2 separate regions of the Mus musculus genome follow, and region 2 is linked to region 1. The links are chromatin loops, found by intact Hi-C in ENCODE. Cell type or tissue: heart. All regions are shown on one strand. Links, peaks and the distances in the headings refer to the core of each region. The heading gives the core; the rest is flanking DNA.

Region 1 (10,758 bases), core at 1,127-9,126:
AACTCATTCCTTCCTCATCTGCTATAGCCAGAGGGAAAAATCAGGTCGGCAAGAGGTAAAATATTAATCCCAGCACTCGGGAGGCAGAGGCAGGTGGATTTCTGAGTTCGAGGCCAGCCTGGTTTGCAAAGTGAGTTCCAGGACAGCCAGGGCTATACAGAGAAACCCTGTCTTGAAGAAAAAGAAAAAAAAAAGAGGTAAAATATTAGGCTCTCTCTTTCTTTCTCTCTTTCTTCTTTCTTTCTTTTCTTTCTTTCTTTCTTTCTTTCTTTCTTTCTTTCTTTCTTTCTTTCTTTCTTCCGCCTAACAGCAGTAGTTCTATGATGCTAGGTCAGCCATTCAATCTCTGTGAGCCTCTTCTGGTTCTGGTTCTGGTTTTGGTTCTGGTTCTGGTTCTTGTTCTTGGAATTAACTTTGGGAATGACTATGGTTTCTTTGTAGACATGAATATCTAGTATTGTGCAGGGGAAAACCCTAAGAAGTTATTACCTATTAACTCCATTGCTTTGTAGGTTCAGGTGTTGTATCTGATAAAATGTCAAAGTAAATTATTAATTAAGTGCACTGACCTAAAATGAAAAGCCTAAGCATTTTGGTTGACATTTATTATTTCTCTAATACCTCATCTAACAAAGCCAATAGAAAACGACTAATGATTTTGCAGTCAAGCTAGCCAGACATCAAAGCTCCTCTTCTGCAACCTGGTCAGGCTGCACTCTTAAGTATTTTAAATACCTTCTTCCCTTTTTCTGCAAACAGCCTCAGTCACATATGGCAGTATACTTATACATACATACATACATACATACATACATACATACATACATCCTATGTGTGTTGAAATCAAATTACAGCATAAGCCTTAAAGTTTCAAGGATCTTATTATATCAAAGAGGACTTGAAGGGAGAGAATATTAAATAGCCTAAGTATTGTTCACTCTTTGTTAAATACACAAAAATGAATAGAATATGATACTTTAAAGGGATTCTGGATGACTTAATTTTAAAACAGTTACATGTATGAGTGTTTTGTCCACGCATATATGCACACTATGTGCAAGCAATGTCTTCGGTGGCCAGAAGAGAGCACCAGATAGCCCTAGAACTCAATTTGTGATCCACCAAGTGGGTATTGAGAACCTCTACAAGAGCAGCTAGCTAGTGCTTTTACTTCTGAGCATCTCTTCAGACCCCAGAAAAAGGTTTGGAAATCAATTAATTTTCATCCAGGGCAAACATTCATAGGGAACAGAGGACTAAAGTTCCAGTCATACCCTACTACCCTCTAGTACTGTAGGCATTTCCTATTAGTCATCCACACAGTTCCCAGTTTATTCATTTATAAACAATGCATGCAAACCAGGCCTGGTGGTTCATGATTGTACTTGGGGAATAAAGCAAATAGATTTTAAATTTGAGTTCAGCATGAGCTAAATAATGCAACTCAAAGTCCAAAATATCTAATGTCAAAATCATTATTTCTCATGATAAAAAATTGAAAAAAAATTCCAGCCAGCCCAGAAACAAATGGATCTGTGGTAGACAAGAAACCATTAAAGTTATCTTCTTTAAAAATATGCAAAATAAAATTCTTCTTATCATGTTAAATAAGAGGCCAAAATTATATCTAGGATATCATAGTGAAGAAATATTTAAAAGTATGAAAATTAAAAAAGCCAATGTCAGGATTTGTACATATTTCACATTTGGATTTTTCCTCCCCTTCCCTTTTTTTTGTAGAGTAATATATTACTTGTTTCAAATACGCACACGTGCATATGGGTATGTATGTTTCATATATTACATATACATGAGTATAGGTATCCACGAGTGTGCAGAGAAATGCTCTAACCTTCATAAATCCATAGACTATAGAAAGAATTCTGGTCAGAACTGAGCGGATGCTGCTTAGGAGGGCCACTCTCAGCTTCCAATGTTTCCTTTATGAAAATAGAAACTTGGATCTTAAGGAATAACAGACAGGTATAAGCCTGGCATGGCAAATCCACTTCCAAGCACTCATGGGCTTCACAGAGTAATGTGGTTTGTTAAGCAGATGCATGGTTTGCATGCAGCCTAACATGAGCTCCACAGCCTCAACCACATGGGGTCCACATATGGTAGATAAAAAATAACTTGTGTTCAGAAGGTGGGTGGAAGTGACAGAAATTACATCATCATAGAGGTTACAACTAAAACACAAAATGCAGTCCCCATTTTGATCTCAATAGCCCTCCTGAAGGAAACATAGACTGAAAATTATCCCTGTGAGAAAAGATCTGATGTAGTAAGCACCCATTAAATGATCATTTATTCTTCATATACAGGCTCTGCCTGCAGGGAAAACACTCAGGTACCTGAAGATTCGAAGGCAGCAGCTTTCTACTACGGGTCACAGTGGAAGCATTTATAAATCGCTCATTTTAGATGACTCTCAAAGTCTGAAGACAAAAGACACTTCCCTATTTTCTCCTTGGTAACTGGACCATTGGGTGGAATAAAATCTTCTGCTCAGCAATTTAATGAATTTAAAGGGAACTGAGAGAAAGACACCAGCAGCATCTCATTGTGAGTAAGAGCAACTTCTGCAGAGTCAAAGGAAGCCTCGGCTACTCTGATCCATCTTAAACCCCAGAGTTAGCCCTGAGCTCAGGCTTTGCAGTATGGAAACCAGAGAACCTCAGCAGGCGTGCGTGAGGTCCCTGCTGCTAAAGCCCACCCGTATTAGAGGCTCACATCTGGTGATCAGAACAGAACGGAGGAACCCCAGCAGCGCAGTGCCGAGTGGCAGTGTGGATGTGGTTGCGAGCACACTTGTGCTCAGAGAACAGTAGGCAATTGGCAGGCTGAGCTTTACAGTCCTGGAGAACCTGCCAAGTGCACTGGGCTTCTGGTCAGTTGCTGTTTCTTCTGGAAAATTCTGCATATGGTTTAGCATAACTAATTAGGGTAAAATATTAATCAATCATAGTCTCTCTCTCTCTCTCTCTCTCTCTCTCCCCATACACACACACATACACACATACACATACACACACACACACCACAGTAACAGGAAAGAATTGCAGAAACAAATAAAAACCTGAGCTGGCTTTTAAAAGTTGGGCCCGAGGCATCTGTGTCAGCCTCTCCCAATTCTGTTGTTTGGTTAGCAGTGCACTTGACTGACCCCAGAGAATGTTTTGTTCCATTTTGTTTCTTCTTTTGAAGTACTGAAGATAGGTGTAGAAAAAAAATAGCCTCTCATGTTCCAGAGACGGGAACCTGACGGACTGAGCGGGTTCTTTGATTAAGCGTGTTCTTACTCCCAACATTCAGGGCAATCCATAAACGCCCATGAGGTCAGATCCTTAAGTTTCCATCCCAAATCCCTGAGACAGAACAGCAATACATACGATGCCAGCTAATAGTGGACCTTGCGGAGGGAGGTTGGAAATAATTTTGGAGTAAAGAGATTTAAGAGAAGCTGACTTAGAAAGCAAGGATCAGAATGACTGCGATTGTTGTTGGGTGGACCACAGGAAGGAGTGCCAGTGAAGCCGGGGCAGGGAGCCCCAGGGGAGCCCAAAGGAAACCAAATCTGATCTGCTGTGTGACAGTGCTTCACATGATGCAAGTATCCATGTCTGTCACAGCCATACATTTTAAAACCCCGCCGATGAATTAGCATTGCCTAACATAAACCTGACACTGCTCAGGTTGAATGGCATCTGTTTCAGGCACTACATAGATACATCCAGAGCCCAGTTACCTTTTAAACGATCCTCGAGTACTGGTAGCAGACACTCCCACTTTGGAGATCAGAACATTGAGCCTCAAAGCTTGGGCAAAGTAGGGTATCAATCAATGCCTTAGCAGACACTAACTGGATGTCTAAGTTGGTGCTCTACAATATAGGGATAGAAATGCGAAGATAAGAGAGACTCGTAGAATTCACACCTCTGCCCACAATGTACTGATCAATCCCAGATGATGATGTCTCAGCATCACGACAAAGTGCACTATCCTCTAAAAGCACAAGCTGAGAAAAGCCCCAAACCAAAGAACCACGTGTGTGATTGACCACAGTCCCCCCTTGGTTAGCTGCTGTTGGATACCTACAGCCCCTTGCCTTGCTAGCCACAATCCAGAGGGAACTCTGTCTCCGGGGCTCCCTAGCCACTTGTTCTACCTTTGCAATTACTGAAAACTAATCCTATCCAACACAAGTGAGTGAGTCAGCTGTGAAACTGCTCCTGGAAACAGGGGGCTGGGTGGTGGGAGAGTGCACAGATGGCGTTTCCTTTTTAAATGAAATGTTTTGGCATCAGCCTCTGTCAAGAGCTTTCCCTTGTTTCCATCTGGTTTGGGTCCTGGAACACACACAGGAGAGAATGGGAAAAGCAAACTCCGCCTGCGTGCTAAACCACTAGAAAAGCTAAAGTGCCTGCCAGGACTTCCTCTAGTTCCCCAGAGACCAGAGCATTCTGCTCAAGGAATGTCTTCATGTTGTGTTAAGGGAATGGGAGAGCTCTGTTCTTCAGACCTAGCCCTGTGTTGGAGAAAAATATTTGAAAGTGTGTATACTTTGGAGCAGAGAGTCTTTCTTGCGTGTGGTCTCAGCCCTGTGTTCTCTCGCTGTTCCACTTCATGCAGGGCACTTATCCTCTTAGCTCTGGCTGGGTCATCTGGAGAGCAGAAATAACAGAAGCTAGCATGTTGATTAACTGAGATGGTACATAGTAACTTCCTGGTTGTCTACTGTTGGGCTCATCTGTTCAAAGGGGCTTCAGAAAAAGATAATGATATTACTATTAATTTTCACAAGAAATTGCCTAGAATCGTAAGAACACCTAAGAACACTTCTATTCTACAAATGAACAAACAAACCAAGTTTGTGCATAGCCAGGTCACTATGAGGAGACACTGAATTGCTCTGGGGAGTCGGTTTCTAAGACTCAAATATATCTACTAGTAGCACCTTTAAATGTGTATGAGATTTACAGCTTGGCTTACAAATCTTACCATCCAGCAAAACCGAAAGCATAACCTGTAGGAAACAAGGCAAGGCCAAGGAATGCTCATCAGCTGCTTGAGATAGTGAAGAAGGACACCTGATTTTGGAATTCTCACGCAACTCTTATACCAGTAGAAAGCAGAGCACAGTCATTAAGGGAACACAAACTAGGGTCAAGCTACCCAGGTTCAAAACCAGGTACTGCTACTCATGACAACATTCTTAAGCAAGCTAATTCATGTCTGTCTTCAGTTCCTCACCAAAAAAATGAAAAGAACTACATCACAGCAGTATTGTAAGGGTAGAATGGATGACCATAGGGAAAGAAATGGAGCCAACGGTTATGACTATTTTAACCAATGGTTTCATTATTACAAAGAGAAAGATTATCAATAAACATTACAGAGAACATTGCAGTTTTATAAAACTAAAAAGACTACAAGAAAACTAACAGAAATAAGATAACAAGGGTAACTTTGTTTTGGATTTCATTGCTTTCCAAAGTTACTTCACCTTCACCTTATGGCTGAATTTACATACCAAATCTTTGTAATAGAGGCATACCCTGACAAGTCCTACACCTGTATAAATGTCTATTAATGAATGCCTTTGACATGAATAGGAAGAAACGGCATATGAAAAAGGAACACTTCTCTATCACCTGTAAACAGAGAAGAATCCACTCTTTTGGATACCACCTGAGCTAAGTCAGAGGCATGGGGGTACGTTAGCAACAGCCTAGATTTACTTTTTAATGGAAGCACATAAAACTGTAGAACTGTAGAAGGGAACTAAAAAGTACTCTTGTAAATAAAATCCAATACCCCAAATAAGGCATTATGTCACATATTCCAGTGCACAGTCCATAGTCTAAGTCCCTCAATTGGTAAAATGCATTTAATACCTGCATAATGCAGGTGGTTTTCCACAAGCTTCCTGGTGAAGTTAGTGCGTCCTGGAAGAGGCCAGCGTTAGTGTTCCTCAAAAGGTTCCAGGGTTACTCCTTTGAACACTAAGGTTAACAGCTGCTAAGATGCAGGGCCGAAGCACCAGCTTCCGTCCTCCTAATCTACTGCCTTCTGTGGAACACATCTGCATAATTACTTCATCAGAGTGTATTCAGAACTTTTTTTTAAACACAATTTTGTTCGTTCTACAAATCTGTAATAATTTGAGAAGAACTAAGGTTTTTCTGTTCTATCAAGATATGTAAAAGAATGTGCTAATCACAAAAATTGGTTTCCATGTGCTCCTTCTGTGGGCACATAGCAGCAGCCAGCGAGAGAGTGGATCCATTTATGAATATGAAAGCTAATATCAAATATTATACATACCAAATTAAAATAGAATCAGGTAAACAGGTTGTAAGGATGGAAATTACAGGATTTCAGCAGAAAAGTGAACTGTAAGAACAAAGCAATTTTAATTTAGCATGGGTCAGTTTAATTTACAAACCCAAATTATCATGGGGATATAAGCTGGATCTTTATCCTTTGAATGTATTAATAGTTCCAAGTCTATACCCGAATCAGCCAAATAACAAGCCAGTCCTAAATCCAAATAGCAGCCTCTAATAAGTACTTAACATATAACTTCACCTAGAAATATGGGAGGTACTGTGAAGAACTTAGAAGAACATACCAGTTCTAGCTTTGAACATCCTAATGATGTTTTCCACACATGTCTGTCCATGTGGCCACATGCACTGGTAGTTCATTTCTTTTCACTACTGGATAAATTCTACCGCATAGATATAAAATACTTTGTTCATTCACTCAACATAGTTGGAGACGTAAATTATCTTTGGTTTTTGTTGTTAGGAATTTACAACCTGTCATATGGGAGGAATTTCCTAAGTGTGACATATTTACTAAGTACATGGTTATATATACGGTTCTGTGATTGGCTCATTTGGTAAGACTTTCATATGAACAGTTTTTGCTCATTTGCTTGCATTCTTTCATTTTATAAGGCAAAGTTTTCTCTATGTATCCTGGCTGACCCGGAAATCACTCAGTTGACCAGGCTGGCCTTGAATCCAGAGATCCATCTGCCTCTGCCTCTGAAGTGCTGGAATCAAAAGTCTGTGTCACCACACCCAGATTATACTCACACCTTTATCAACCCCCACCCCCCCAAAAAAAGAAGTTGACTTGAGTGTCCAGTGAGAAACTGGCAAGTTCAATCTCCTTGTGCATAAATTGGAATGACTACCTTTTTTCTTCCAAAATAATAGCAAAAAAACCCACTATAGATCCTCTTATTTCCTCTACTTTGGTATATATTGAAAATATTTCCTTACAATATATAACTTCTCTGAAAATAGTAGGTTTTATAGTCACAGACCTCTGGGTCTCACATCATAAATTATGTATGACACTGAGGGAAAAAAATCACATAAATACTAGACTAGTTAAGATACTATATAAATATACCAACGCCTACATGCATATTTTGCAAGCTTCTTTTTTTCCTTCATCTTAATGCTTCATAGTGTTTAAAGGATGGTTAAAAAATATTGCAGACCTTGCCTTAATGAATACAAAAGTTGCCTGCTAGAAATGAAGAGTTGATTTTCATCTACGAAGCTCCCAGAAAGCACAGGCGATTTACACTAAGCGCAGGAAGAGGCCTGTGATCCTTGCTTTCCCTTCAAATCCTCCCCCTTGTAGTCAGCTACAAAGAAGTGGTCCCTAATAGTCTAGAGGAAATGGAAAACCCAGAGGCCGATTGCATCGCTAATAAGACTACCCTTCCTCTCCCTGAATGGTCTTCCCACAACCCACTTCAAGACATGGAAGCCCTTTCTTCCAAACAGGACTAATTCTTCCAGACCTACATATTTGTATTTTTCTTTTGCTTTCTTCATAGTTTATAATTATGTGGATGTTCTTTTAAAGCAATTAATGTCCACAGTAACCCACCTAACTTGTATATTTGTTTTCTTATAAGTATACACTCAGCACCTAGGACATTTGGCCAAAGATAAGAAATATTGATTAACTTGCTAGTTAAAACATTAGTTTATCAGGACTGATAAGCCTCCAAGCTGTACATAAAGAAAAAAATAGAGGAAGCCTATAAGTCTATAGGTAAAAGAGCAGAATGCAACAAATGTGTGTGTGTGTGTGTGTGTGTGTGTGTCAGAGCTACCTGGTTCTTTCTGCCCTGGTTTTCATTCTATTGTCTATTAATCTGTCAAATCTACTTCACATACCCTCTCACAATGAAAAAAACAAAATGATGAGGATGAAAACTTCCAGAATAACAGATTTTCCTGCATTAGAATGCCAAAATAAAATAAAAACAAAAAACAAAACCAAACAAAGAAACTCTTGTCATTTCCAACCCAACGGTCTTGGTAATTAACAGGAATGCAGCAGCCCAAAGTCCCAGGTCATTATCTTTAACTCTAAGGAAGAAGGTTATGGCTCCTTTTGAGGAGCCTGCTAGAATTCCCATTACCACCTCAGATACTTTATGATCAGAAACAGGCAGATAATAATATCCATTGAAAGGCCAAAAAAAAATTGTTGTCCTTCGCTTACAGGTAGAGACCAGGCAAAATTCAACTGCTTTCTGAACCACACACTTTTCATTCAGTTATGTTTCTGTAGGAAATCTCAGAGCAGTGAAGTGAATCAAGCTTTAAAAAAGATTAGCATATCATATGCCTGTGCTCAGGAAAACACAAAACAAGATTATTGGCACATACTTTGTACATTGTTGGCAACAAAACAAAACAAAAACATCTGGGGTCCAAATTTTAAAACATGAAAATTAAGACATGGATTTTATCAACAAAATCCTGGGCTAGTACCGAGAAAGGCTTCTTTGAGCTGAAGAACTTGGGTCTGTGATTAAGGGCGCTGTCTATTCTTTTACAAGGCCTGTATTCGCCTCCAGTACACACTTGGTGGCTCAGAGATGTCAATAACACAAGTTCCAACAGGTCTGCTTCACCCTCCTCAGCACCACCATTACACATACATGTCATATAGACATACATGTAGGAAAACTCCCACAAACATAAAATAAAAAGAGCAAGTATCGAGAGAAAGAGAGAGAGAGAGAGAAGGAGAAAGAGAGAGAGAGAGAGAGAGAGAGAGAGAGAGAGAAATGTAGTCACTGGTTTTTGATTTAGTTCTTCTTTGGTCAGTGCTTAGCTAAAGAGACACAAGCGTCTTCTAAGCATACCCAAAATTGGTCAACCTAATCCATATTTAGGAAGCAAAGAATAGTTTTCCAGGTTGACTCCCTCACCCTCTAATAAAAGTTCACTTCTTTTTTTTTTTTCAATTTTTTATTAGGTATTTTCCTCATTTACATTTCCAATGCTATCCCAAAAGTCCCCTATACCCACCCCCCCCACTCCCCTACCTACCCACTCCCCCTTTTTGGCCCTGGCGTTCCCCTGTACTGGGGCATATAAAGTTCACTTCTAACTATTACTAAGGCACACCTACCGAAGTACTATGCTCTCATTTCATTCCAACCTATGAGAGTCCTGTAAATTCAAATCTCTCCGATGAAGTCACTGATAGCTTGAAATTAATTCTGACTAATCCTTAATTTTGTTGAAAAGCTAAAAACAGGTTTTAAAATTAAAGTTTTATTCCCAAACCACAACTCAGAAAGATTCTGTAACAGATGAACTGTGGTACGCTTGGTTTATCCATTCCTATTATGAGAAATATCACATGAAAAATATTACAAATGCCCTTAGTGCTCAGCTTAGTATCACCCAGAAGCTCATGAAAAATTTATCTGGATTTTATCTCAAAAAAAAAAAACCTTGGTTTGTATCCACAGTAAATCCCACAGATCTCTCTAACCACAAACAGAAAGAAAAAATAATAACAATCCAACAAAATTTCAAGTGTTGAAAAACAGATGGTTATTCTTCACAAGGCGGTGTGGATGTCAGGCAAAGCAATGATTTGTGAATGGAATCTTCTTTGTCCTAATCCAGAAAGCACCAATACTAGTCTCAAGAAAAACTATTCCTAACTGTTGGCAACAGTCTAGCAAAAAAATGAAAAATAAAAATAACATTTTTAAAAAGTGAAGCCCAGTCTGCTAGTAGTGAGCAATTATCCAAATACCAAGCAGAGTTCTAGAACAAAACTCCCGACGGACAGACACTCCCTCTGAAGGAAAGAACAAATAAGGAGAGGCCTGCCAGGCTCTGCAGAAACTCTTCAGGGGCCGGAAGACTGAACTTAGCATCTCATCAACAGAGGAGAAGGCACAGGTAAAGGAGAATGGGGGGTGAGAACAAAGACGGGAAAAGAGTGGAAGGGGAGACAGTACCAAACAAACGCGACCCTCCGGATGCCTTAGAATTAGCCATCTTAAAACAAATTTCATTACCTGACAGGCAGATATAAGTTAAGTATTCGCCTTGACCCCCAGTTGCCAAGAAAGGAATCTTTTTCTTTGTCCTTCTCTTGACTTGGATGGCTCCCAGCATTCTTTCATCAAGAGGTGCAAAAATTTCCTTGCTGATGGCAGACTTGGCACTCATTGTAGAGCCACCCAGGAGGGCACGCAGGGAATTTTCTGAAGAAAAAGAAAAGGAAAGTTGGAACTGACGATATGGTAGATCTTACGGGAATGAGCAGCCAGTGTTTACAGTTCAGTTTGCAGGTTAACCTCTGAGTTCCAGAATCGTTCATAGCCAGCTCTTCATGTTGCACTGTCTACAGAGATGCAAAGAAAAAGGGAGTGGGTTTCTACTCCCCGAAATGTCCAACACAAGG
Region 2 (10,758 bases), core at 917-8,916, 160 kb before region 1:
TGTTGACTTGTGTGGGGAAAGTTAGACTATTTCTCTCAACTATTTATATCAGTCCTCTGAAACTAGAATCCAGTTTTGGAAGACAAATATTTGTGTTTTCTGAGCTAAAGTCTGCCAATGAAACCAATTTGGGGTATTATTTGGGGGCCTTTTATTCTTATTTTTTAGGAATCAGATAGTTCCAATAGTCAGCAGATGACAGGTTCCTGGCTTTTTTAAAATTGTAAGACACCTAAAGAAAAGCGTAAGATATAGTAAACATTCATAGTCCTCTATGTACATTGTATAGTATGTTCTTCACCTGGATTATCTGCCTAAAAGGATTATTACACTTGTTTGCAGCAAATCCCATCCTCTTCCTGACATTATACCTATGGTATTCCACGGAAAAATGTGCTCTTTCTCAGGGGATGTGTTATTAGGAAAACGTAAGCTATTTAAATCAGCATTAGTAATCTAACGTCATCTTACGTTGCTGCATTATTAGAGACTACATCACAAGTAAACAGGTGACTCGGTGGAGAGCAAAGAAGGAGAGGGTCCTGGCGACCCAGGCGTCTGAAAACTCCATGCACTGCAGTATGTGGCATGTGTAGCTTGCCTCATTGCTTTATGAGGAACAAGCATGTTTTTTATTTTATTTTTAATGTTTAGCTTTTAACCCTCGAGAAAACAAAATTTCCACAGTCTAAGTGCAGTATTACCTTGAGCAACACATAACCCAAAGGCCTGGAAGAGACTCTGTTCAATCTGACAGCACTGTAAAGGCCTGTCATTGTGCTGCCTGTATCAGACCAGGCAAGTTGAAACTGACGAGTATGCAATCTATCAAGAAGTACATGTTAAACGGCACGAAAGAAACTAAAAAACACAACAATACCGAAACCTCCAAAACCCAGATACCAAGAAACTAAAGGTTCATTCCCAAGGATCTTGTGAGAGAGCCTCTAAAATTAGGCTTAGCTTTGTCAAAAGAGCAAAAAACAAAGTAGCATCTTGACACGTTATAATTTATATACTTTTATCTAGACAAATTACTTCTTTTTATTTGACTTTATGCATTATTATGTTGTTTTGTGTATGTGTCTTTATATGGTGTACATATGTGTGCTGGGAAATGTGGGTGGAGGTCAGAGGTCAAATCTGTGGGGTCTAGTGGCCAGGTTTATGCCATAAGCACCTTCATTCACCGAGCCACCTCACTGACCCTAGATATACTATTTGTTGTTAGAAATATAAGTCCTCCCCACCCCCATGTTAGCTATGATATAATGACAACAAGAGAAATATCCATAAATCTATGGAAGTTTTAAATTATATTTTACGGTAGGTCTTTACATTCAAATTTTTGTCCTTCATATGATAATTCCAACTAGTCAGACTGGAAGGAAGGAACAGAAATGTTTATGTGTCAGCCCAGAGAGTAGATTTCTATTTGAGATTCTGATTTGTATTTTGTGAATGCTCTTGATGGTTCATGCAAAAAGATTAACATGAAAAGACAAAATCCAATTCCCCTGATATGCCCATGTGTTTACCACAGTACAGACTTGAGTCTCAAGATAATAAATTTTAATTTTTCTCTTCAAATGAAGAGGACTAGGAGAGTAGGCGAAAGCATTATGTGGCTTTTATTTGTACCCAGGACCATCACCTGATGCCACCATATTGAACTATTTTGTTGCTTAGTTACAGAGAGAAACAAAAAAATACATTTTGCCAATTTATACCTGGCTTATTATTTGGTCTGAATTTCGTATTTGAACTACAAAAACAATTTTTCTTCAAAAGGAACATATGCACACACACAGATATACATACACACACACACACACACACACACACACACACACACACACACACACATACACACACACACACACACACAGACAATGGAAAAAGTAAAAATGAAGCTGACACTATTGCAGCATTCTTTAGCAAGATAGGGAAATATATGCCCACAGCATGCTGCCATTCATTCATATTAACATCTGACCATGAAGAATCAAACCCTTCAATGTCCTTATATTGGGAAAGAAAGAAAGAAAGAAAGAAAGAAAGAAAGAAAGAAAGAAAGAAAGAAAGAAAGAAAGAAAGAAAGAAGGAAAGAAAGAAAGAAAGAGAAACAAACAAACAAACAAAACAGCAAAACCAAAGAAGCAGCCCCGTCTGGACGTCTTGTAATAACTGCTGAACAAACTCCTCCACTTTCTTTAGAGCTTCACCAGGATAGGCAGTTTCTCAACATTTATGCTTCATGGCAAGCTAAGGAGAGAAAGGGAGAGGGATGAAAAAAAAATGAGACCGTATTACTAGGCAGCTCTCTCTACTTTTCCTTCCTGCATTCAGGATTAGAGATCTTATGCCTGGTACCAACCACCACTCCTGTCCACTGTGGTCCTGATAGATGTGTAATACTTACACAAATAGGTCACAGGGCACTGCCCTTTGCCTCTTCCTGTACATTGACTTTGTTGGTACATGTGCCTGATGATGGAGGATGCTGTGTGTTTTCTTTCATTCCTCAGTAGGATAGATGAAAACAAAATGCACAGAGAGAACAAGCGACTCGCCCCTGGGAGAGCTGGGATTCCCGGGTCTCTAGATATATCAAGAAGCAACACTCCTGGGATCTTAATACTTGATGACATCTGATGAAGTGTGAAAACTCAAGAGCATGTAGAGAGACACTCTCAAATAATCTACACCATATCCCTCCTAGACTTTTAATCAGATCCAAAGTTCTTGGCAATTAAATTGTATTCCCTTATAGGGACAAACAATAGACCTTAACTTCCAACTACTAGTGCTTTGCCTCATCCTGGAACATATTAATAACCTATCATTCCAGCAAAGCCCAGGGCAGTCACAACGTCATCTTATTGGTGGCCACAAGAGAGAGGTTAGAACCCTGAGCTCCCACTAGGAAAACAGCATCAACATTTCTTTATGTGACAGAGGATGGCTGGCTATTATCCTAGGTATTGTCTCTAAGGAAAACCTTAGCTTAAAGTCTTGATAACTTTTTGTGTGGTGGAGCCAGTAAAGATCCCCTCAGACCTCCTGCTGGCTAATGCTGCTGGTTAGTCAATGGTCAGATGCAGAGTTTGTTCTGAGTACATCCATTTTGCTATACTGAGTGATAAAGATTTTTTTGGGTTTGGGGTCAAGAACTGTGCTGATGCCTAATAACTCCTGACATTAAAAAGCACTTAGTTATGGGCATAGTGAAGTGAGAGAAGAGAGGTAGGACCCTGCCTCAGACCTAGCCCAGTCTTCAGCCACATTCTTGGCCCCCGTTTTTGTTCTGCCTCCAGTTTTCATATATTATTTAGCAAAGAGGTCCATCAAATAAACACAGAGCTGTTAAGTGTTGTGTGTAATGAATTCCAACCATAAATATTTGATCACAGCTACTGTCTTGGTATTCATTGAGCTATTAACTTTCCACTAAATAGGCTTGCGCCAGGTCACATAGCCACTAATCTTCAGGAATGATTGCACTGCTGCTCAAGCTAGACCCTGAGTTATGGCCACCTGTACTTTGCAGAAATACAATTGAATAGGACGATTAGCTACATAGATCTTATTGTAGTACAAATATTTGTGTCTTCCTCAAAGTCAGGTGCCAAAACCAAACTGCCATGAGATGACATTAGGAGGTGAGCGTGGGAGGTGACTGGATCTGGAGGTGCAGAGACCTCAGAATGAAGGAGAGACTCTTCCCCTTTTCATTATGATAGGATACTCTCAAAGGTCACCATAAGTGAATCAGGAAAAAGACCTTCATGGGGCATGGAATCTAGCATCTTGATCTTGGACTTCTCTGTAAGAAATTAATTCATTGTTTAATCAATTACCAGGTTTTTAAAATTTGTTTGTAGCTTTTAAGTAGCCTGGACAGACTAATAACACCTAGCAAAAAGTGGTAATACCCTGGTTTATAAAAGTATCTGGGAATGAAGGACTTTAGGATAAAGAGCACTAAACAAAATTAGGGAACCAGATTATACAATTTTGCTACTAAAGCCTTGGGTGCTTCAACATCAATGCTTCCCCATTGTTCCCCACTCCTGTAAAACTGTCGGAGAGTAATACAAGTGCTGGAGTTCCTCCCTTAAATATTCCCCCTGGTTTATTTACTGAATAGTTTACAGAAATCCCCTACTAATGCTCTGTAGTCTATTCTACATAATGATAATGAAAAAAAATCATTACAGACACTAGGATGTGCTTTAAGAGAAGAGTCCCTTCCCTTTTAGCCTAAAGGCTCAAACTGAACAACTGCAACAGAACTAACAAGAGGGAGGGAGAGAGAGGACGGGGGGAGGGGGAGAGAGAGAGAGAGAGAGAGAGAGAGAGAGAGAGAGAGAGAGAGAGAGAAAGGGAGGGAGAGGGAGAGGGAGAGGGAGAGGGAGAGGGAGAGGGAGAGGGAGAGGGAGAGGGAGAGGGAGAGGGAGAGGGAGAAAGAGAGAGAATTTATTGTCATCTCTTCTACCCTGGTGCAGAAGAGTCCAGATCAACTCTTTTTGCTGTGAGAAATGTCATTTGAGGATGCTAGTGTGGGTAATGTTCTTGCCTGCTGACTCACCACCCATGGCGGGCTGTCAAAGCCTGGAGCACACTGCAACCTTGAGCTTTCGGGGGCAGGGGAAAGTGAGTGAGGCTGCTTGTGCTGTGCGTTGCTCTTTCCTAATGGCTGGAACTGTGCCAGACCCACAGCTCAGGAAGGAACAATACTTCCTCATGACAGGATAACCAGAACTGGGGTGAGGAGTGTGCTGGGCCAGGAGAGAAGCATTGTCCCCCATCTCTGTTCTAGAGGGGACTGGCACCCATACAGCTAGAGGATGAACAAAAGAGACCTGTTCACGCTTGTACCTGGGTCACTGCAGGGGTCCTGGGAAAAATGACAAATGGTATTTTTTTACAATAATCTAGAAAGACAGGCCACAATTTCCATTGGACCTGGTTGTCCTCAGAGGAACTGTCACCTGGGAAGATTGTTCTTTGCCATGTGCACTGTGTCTTCCTCTTGTAAACACAGCCCACTCTTCATGAGTCAACAGGCCACACATGTCTAGGAGTGTGGGGAATGGGTAGAAGGCCTGGTTCCACCTCTGAATCTTCTCACTAGCAGGCCTGGCTGGGGCTTGGCCAGTGAAATCACATCTTCATGGTAAATCTATGGTCTTATCAACAGTTCTAACCCCTAGAAAAAGCAGCCACACCTTATCTAAAGTGGTTGGCTTGCTCACTACAAATATTTCTTAGGTTAGTGGTTCATGAGCACATAGCCCAGTTTTAGAAAACTGCAAGCCTAGCCCTGACACTGTCTTACACTCCCTTGTACACACTCACCCAGGGACTTTTTCTCCCCTGGGAACATCTTCTGGAGGGGAAACCAATTATAATGCCAAATTCTCTTGCCTAATTGACCTCTACTAAGACCACCCTGCCCTGCACTTACCAAAGCTGGAGACCCCTTTGCAGTTTATGGCCTCATCAATTTCTAGTCTCATAGGCTGTTCTAAGATGTCTCTCTGTTCACATACTATAAACTTCCCACTCGCTTTCCTTTTGAATTTGGATCACACAATATTTATCTGCATTCTTTTTTAAAATTGCTGTTTTTGAAGATTCTCAGTCATCTGTAATAATTCCTCAGTTTCATTACTGATCCCATTATGTCACCAAATAGAGGACAGGTTCAGCAAAAGCTATGTTTATTGAAATAAATCATAAACAGTTTAGATTTATATGCATGTTCCCCTCTGAACTAGAGGAGATAGGTGTGGTTATTAATCAATTGTCTTTGTTTAACTGATAAGAAAACATGGGATTTTGAGAAATTTAGCATTTGTCCTAGCTCACCCAGATGGAAAATGACAGAGCCGGGCTCAAACATAAGAAGTTAACTACTATACCATGTTATTTCCCAACCATTGAGCAAACTTGGCCACAGTGTCAGGGAAATAGTGGCAATGGCCCAGAACTTGGATGTTTGTACAACCCCTGGTGAGAGGGACGCCTATGTGGATGACATCCAGGTATTGTCTACCCCACATTAGGAAGAATAATTTCACAGCTTCCTTGGTAACCTGGTTTGTGGTTTAATCATTAGCCGAAACTATTTTAGCAGAGCTTTATCAGTGCACCACAGTGGGAAGGCAAACGAGACAATTGCCTGGACCACTCGACCTTTGCAAACTTTAGGACAGCTGTAATGTTACTTCCTTTGGCTTTCTCTTTCCCCACTCAATACCACTACTCAGATTACCACTGTCCTTCTCCTATTTAAATACTTTAAGTTGCTTTGTGTATGAGTGCATCAGGGCATGAAATCTCTCATCATTTCCTTGTACCAAAGCCTTGGGGAGCATGCATCTGGGTTTACTTCATCACAGCTCGTAATGCGACGTCCTGATGCCAACTTGTCTGCTGGCAGACTTGTCTTGGACAGACTTGGTTAGTTCTCCTTCAAGGAACTCTACCTGGGTCTCAGAAGCAGCAGTGCACTAAGACCCTGTTGTGATAGAGTCACTGAAGCCATCTGTCAGGAGCCAATCTCCTGGAGTGCTTTCTTATGAGCCCTAGAGAAACATCTTCTGTCCACTAGAACGTATTTTTCTTACTGCTTCTTGGTTGTCCATTCTTGTTTCCTCAGCAGAAGTGGAGTATTCTCTGCAGGCTAATTGAATTATTCTCCCTTAAAAAATCAACTAAAACCTATCTGCAGGTCCAGATCATGAGCGTATCAGGCCGACCTGTCACCAGTAGAAATGGCTCCAAGAAACTTAAATTCAAGTCACCAGCTAGAAACTAACTACTCTTTGATTCTAAGTATAAGCACAGTAATAAATCATCTTTACCAGCTGACCAGTGGACCTCCTCTTTCCTTTGGTTTATGATTGCCTTAGATAGATGCTGACAGTAAATAGTCCTTTTTTCTTCTGAAAGGCAGTTAACAGCAAATGTAAACATGCATGCTAAGTATCCAGTCACACAAGAAGTACCTTCCTCAGAGTTCTGGGACAGGCGATAATCTTGCTGCCACATCTGCTCAATATTAGAGATCCAGAGTGGAGGTTTTGAATCAATATCCAGCCAGGTTCAGAGGGGAAACTAGCCTTGAGACCAGGGCTTGTTTTATATGTCCAGTGAAGAGATAACAACATGTGACATACAGTGACAGATACTTAGAATGAGAAAAAGAGAGTGGAAAAGGACGCCTGAGAAGCTTCAAGTCCAATACAACTGTGGTCAATGACAGGGAAATATTGTGAACACCGATCTTATTTCTCCCCCTTTCTGTGACCTGAGCCTGAACCTTGATATTTAGGACAGAAATTAAAGATTTCTTTCGCTATCTTAAATACCTAAAAGTCAGAAGGTCTGAAAAAGAGATGAGGCCATTAGAAAGAAGATGGTAAGCACAAAATCCAGATACAGGGAAAAAAGCTGCAAGGCTCTAGTAATTAGAAAATGATGCACCAAAAGGAACAACAACCAAGAAAATGCTCCTTGATTTTCTTATCCACCCTGGGAACAGTGTCTTGATATTATGACCTCTGATAATCCAGCATGAAGACCCTGTTCTCTGCTGGCTCACCTTGTGTGCGGTTTCTGCAAACTGCTGGGCACTGTTCTTCATGTCTTCTGTCTTCTCCTCTGCTCGGCCTAACCGTTCCCCACGCTCGTTCAAGGCCTGGCTTGCCTTCTGTACTGCACTGGTCACACTATCAGCTGCTGAATGGAGGATGCTGTTTCCTGGAAAGATTGCAAGAGTGTCAGGAGCTAGATTGGATCCCCACAAAGACAGATAGATTGATACCCACACGATGGAAAGGCCCAAGGTGGATGGTAGCTGAAAATAAGTTTCCATTCTTTTGGGTGACTCATTCACTTATAAGTCACCCAAAGATCTGCCACAAGACCAGAGCAAATCCTGCCAGCTTCTCTCCACTCCATCACCATTTATTCTACTTGAGGAGGCTCCAAAAGATGGAGCCCAGTGGAATTTAAGACTAACTTGCATAGGTAAATGGGAACAAGTTCACAAAATTGGGAAAGTCCATTAAGATCTATTTGCATCTTATGTACATTTTTATTATTTTATTACATTTATTTATCTTTTCTCTCGTGTGTGTGCGTGTGTGTGTGTGCGTGTGTGTGTGTGTGTGTGTGTGTGTGTGTGAGAGAGAGAGAGAGAGAGAGAGAGAGAGTCAGAGGACAACATCTGGAAGTTGGTCCCATCCTTCTATCACATGAGCCACTAACCACTTAGTTAACTGGTGGCACATACCTTACCTGGAGCCACCACACTAATTTATTTTTGATGACAAGTGTCTCACTCAAGTCTAGGTGAGCCTGGGATTCCATCTTTCGGCCTCTACCCTGCAAGTGGGAATTCCAGGCATGAATTCCATGCTCTATAAAGCCTGTGATTCCCCCCAACCCCTTGGGCTGGGGAACTGAACCCAGGGCCTTGTAAATGCTAGACAAATCCTCTACCACTGGCTTATGCTTAGTTTTCCAGTTTGTTTCCATCTTTAGTTCAGATCAATAATCCCCAGAAACTTGGGGTTGTAGGGATTTTCTAGATAGAATGTTCTACTAACTTTTTACTTTACGCCTTTGTCTAGCAATTAGGCCACACTCCCCAATGCATGGCTGAGAGCTATGATTCAATAATGAGCTTTTGAAATTCAAAGGTGATATGATGGCTTCCAACCTCGGATCCTATGGTTTGGGTTGGGTGCCTGGGCTTCTATGTGTGAGTTCTAGAATTTTAAAAGCGAAGGCACAGCACTGCTAGCAGCTAGCAGGTAGGATACCATCAAAGAAACTTACTTCTGAGGAAATGTAGTATTTTCACACTCCAGAATGATACCAAAGAAAGTAGAAGCCAACCACATCTCCAAAGGTCATGCATCCTTGATACTCCACTTGCCAAGAGTGGCAGCATGATTTGGGAAAGAGCTTGCAGGCACATTAGCCACCGAGGACAAGGACAGTGGCCAGTGACAACCTCAGGAAAATTTATAGCTGTATTTTGTTAACATTGAATGGCATTTTATATAAGTTTTATGTCTTTCAATAAGTTGATTACATTATTTTATTTTGTACCTGGGATGGATACATCTAACCACAGATAGCTTTTAATAGAAATGTAATTTCCACTAGTCTCAGCTACAAAGGCTGGATAATTTATCCTTTGTGGGAACATTCTGGAGTGTGTGGAAAAGAATCTCAGGTGAGGAGTGCCTGGTCTAGAGGCAGCACCTTCCATTTACATTCTAAAAAAAAAAAAAAAAAAGTGATAAGGGTTAACTAATCGTAGCTAGCACCACATAGTTATGCATCCATATATATAGACACAGTGACATCCATATACATACACACAGTGAGTACAGACGAGGTGATTGCACCCCAGGGAAATCTGCTTGGGCACAAAGGAAATTCTGGGACTTCAGAACAAATTTTACAGAAGAAACCTTAGTCTTACATTGTTTTCCTACTGTACCAGTAAGTACGATAGCATTTCATTATCAAAGCTAATACCACAGGACTTAGCAAGCAGAAAAACATTCAAAAATATTGCTTCATGTCCCGTCCAAAAATCCAAGGAAGCAGAAAAGCTTGTACGTGGTCATCACACCAGAAAATTACAGGGTTACCACTGAACTTTGGTCTGTTGATGACACCCCCCTTCCTCACAGACAAGATGCAGCACTCACTGGGACACGATGGTGGGCAGACTAGCATATAGGTGTAGCTTTGAGATGGATATTTTCCAGGGTCATTCCAGATTGCTTCTGCCCAAGCGTTCTTCTTGGTAACCTACGACTTCCAGCTTATGCTACATGGCAAGCCAAGTAATACAAAGAAGGGAGAGAGCAGCAGGATAGACTGGGAAGACAGACGAGAGGCTGACCTCTCTCTGATCTATGTTGTCATATACACACCACAGTTTAACAGGAGCTGTGAGAAAAGATGAGGCAGGAATCTGCAAGCTTCAGTGTGAGAGTTTATGCTGACTGTCAATGTGACGAGTTTACTATTGCCTAGGAGACATACCTCTGGGAATGCCTATGAGAGCATTTCCAAAGAGGCTTGACTAGAAAAGAGACCCACCCTGAAAGTGGAAGGTACTATCCCACAGGGGTAAGGCTCGGACTGAATAAAGAAGACTATAAGTGGGATACCAACATTCTCTATGCTTTGACTGGGGAGGACATCTGGCCAGCTGTCCACTCTCACCGCACAGACTTCCCTGCCTTTCCTGCTATGATGGCCTTTACTCTCAAACGGTGAGGAAAGAAAATATCCCTTTCCCTGAGAGTTGCTTCTTGATGGATATTTGATCACAGAAATAAAGGAAAGTAGCACAGGGCTGTGGTGATAGTTCTGTTGGCACTGTAGCTGCTGCACAGGCATGCAGAACTCGGTTCCATACCCAGAACTCTTATGAAAGCATCAGGTGTGAGGTTGCATGCCACAGTTCTGGGGAGGTAGAGACAAGTGGGTCACTGGGATTCTCTGAGCAGCCAGTATAGAAACGTCAGGAATTTCAGATTCTGGTGAGATCAACAGAGTAGAGGAGCTGGAGAGATGGCTTAGTTGTTAAGAGCATTCATGCTCTTGCAGACCACCCACATTTGGTTCCCAGGGTTCCACACCAGGCAGCTCACAAAGGTTTGCTACTCCAGATCTAGGGGAAGCTTCTAGGATACATGGATATCTGTATACGAACAA

What was found. Peaks named below come from ENCODE experiments on the same cell type or tissue, not always from the same donor. Only the 100,000 strongest peaks of a DNase experiment are listed, where the experiment ranks them.
Region 2: a loop joins it to region 1, with 3 times the contacts of the local background. A loop is called at or near these places in 6 of 42 quality-filtered maps.

What each region holds. Positions count from the first base shown.
Region 1 is chr12:45,009,098-45,019,855 of GRCm38, forward strand. It overlaps Stxbp6 (syntaxin binding protein 6 (amisyn)), which reads right to left. Exons shown (of 6, transcript NM_144552.3): 2 at 10,370-10,558. The coding sequence starts at 10,523. Gm38487 (a long non-coding RNA gene) reads right to left here and starts at 10,363. Exons shown (of 2, transcript XR_381564.3): 1 at 4,567-10,363; 2 at 1,729-3,886. In heart, for the core only: no CTCF peak of the experiment used is centred there; DNase peaks (open chromatin) are centred at 2,714 and 4,394.
Region 2 is chr12:44,853,613-44,864,370 of GRCm38, forward strand. It overlaps Stxbp6 (syntaxin binding protein 6 (amisyn)), which reads right to left. Exons shown (of 6, transcript NM_144552.3): 5 at 7,613-7,770; 6 at 1-2,265. The coding sequence ends at 2,242. Among named protein-coding and RNA genes, the nearest start is that of Gm33548, 68 kb to the right of the region's middle. In heart, for the core only: no CTCF peak of the experiment used is centred there; DNase peaks (open chromatin) are centred at 4,709 and 5,999; H3K27ac peaks cover 753 bases.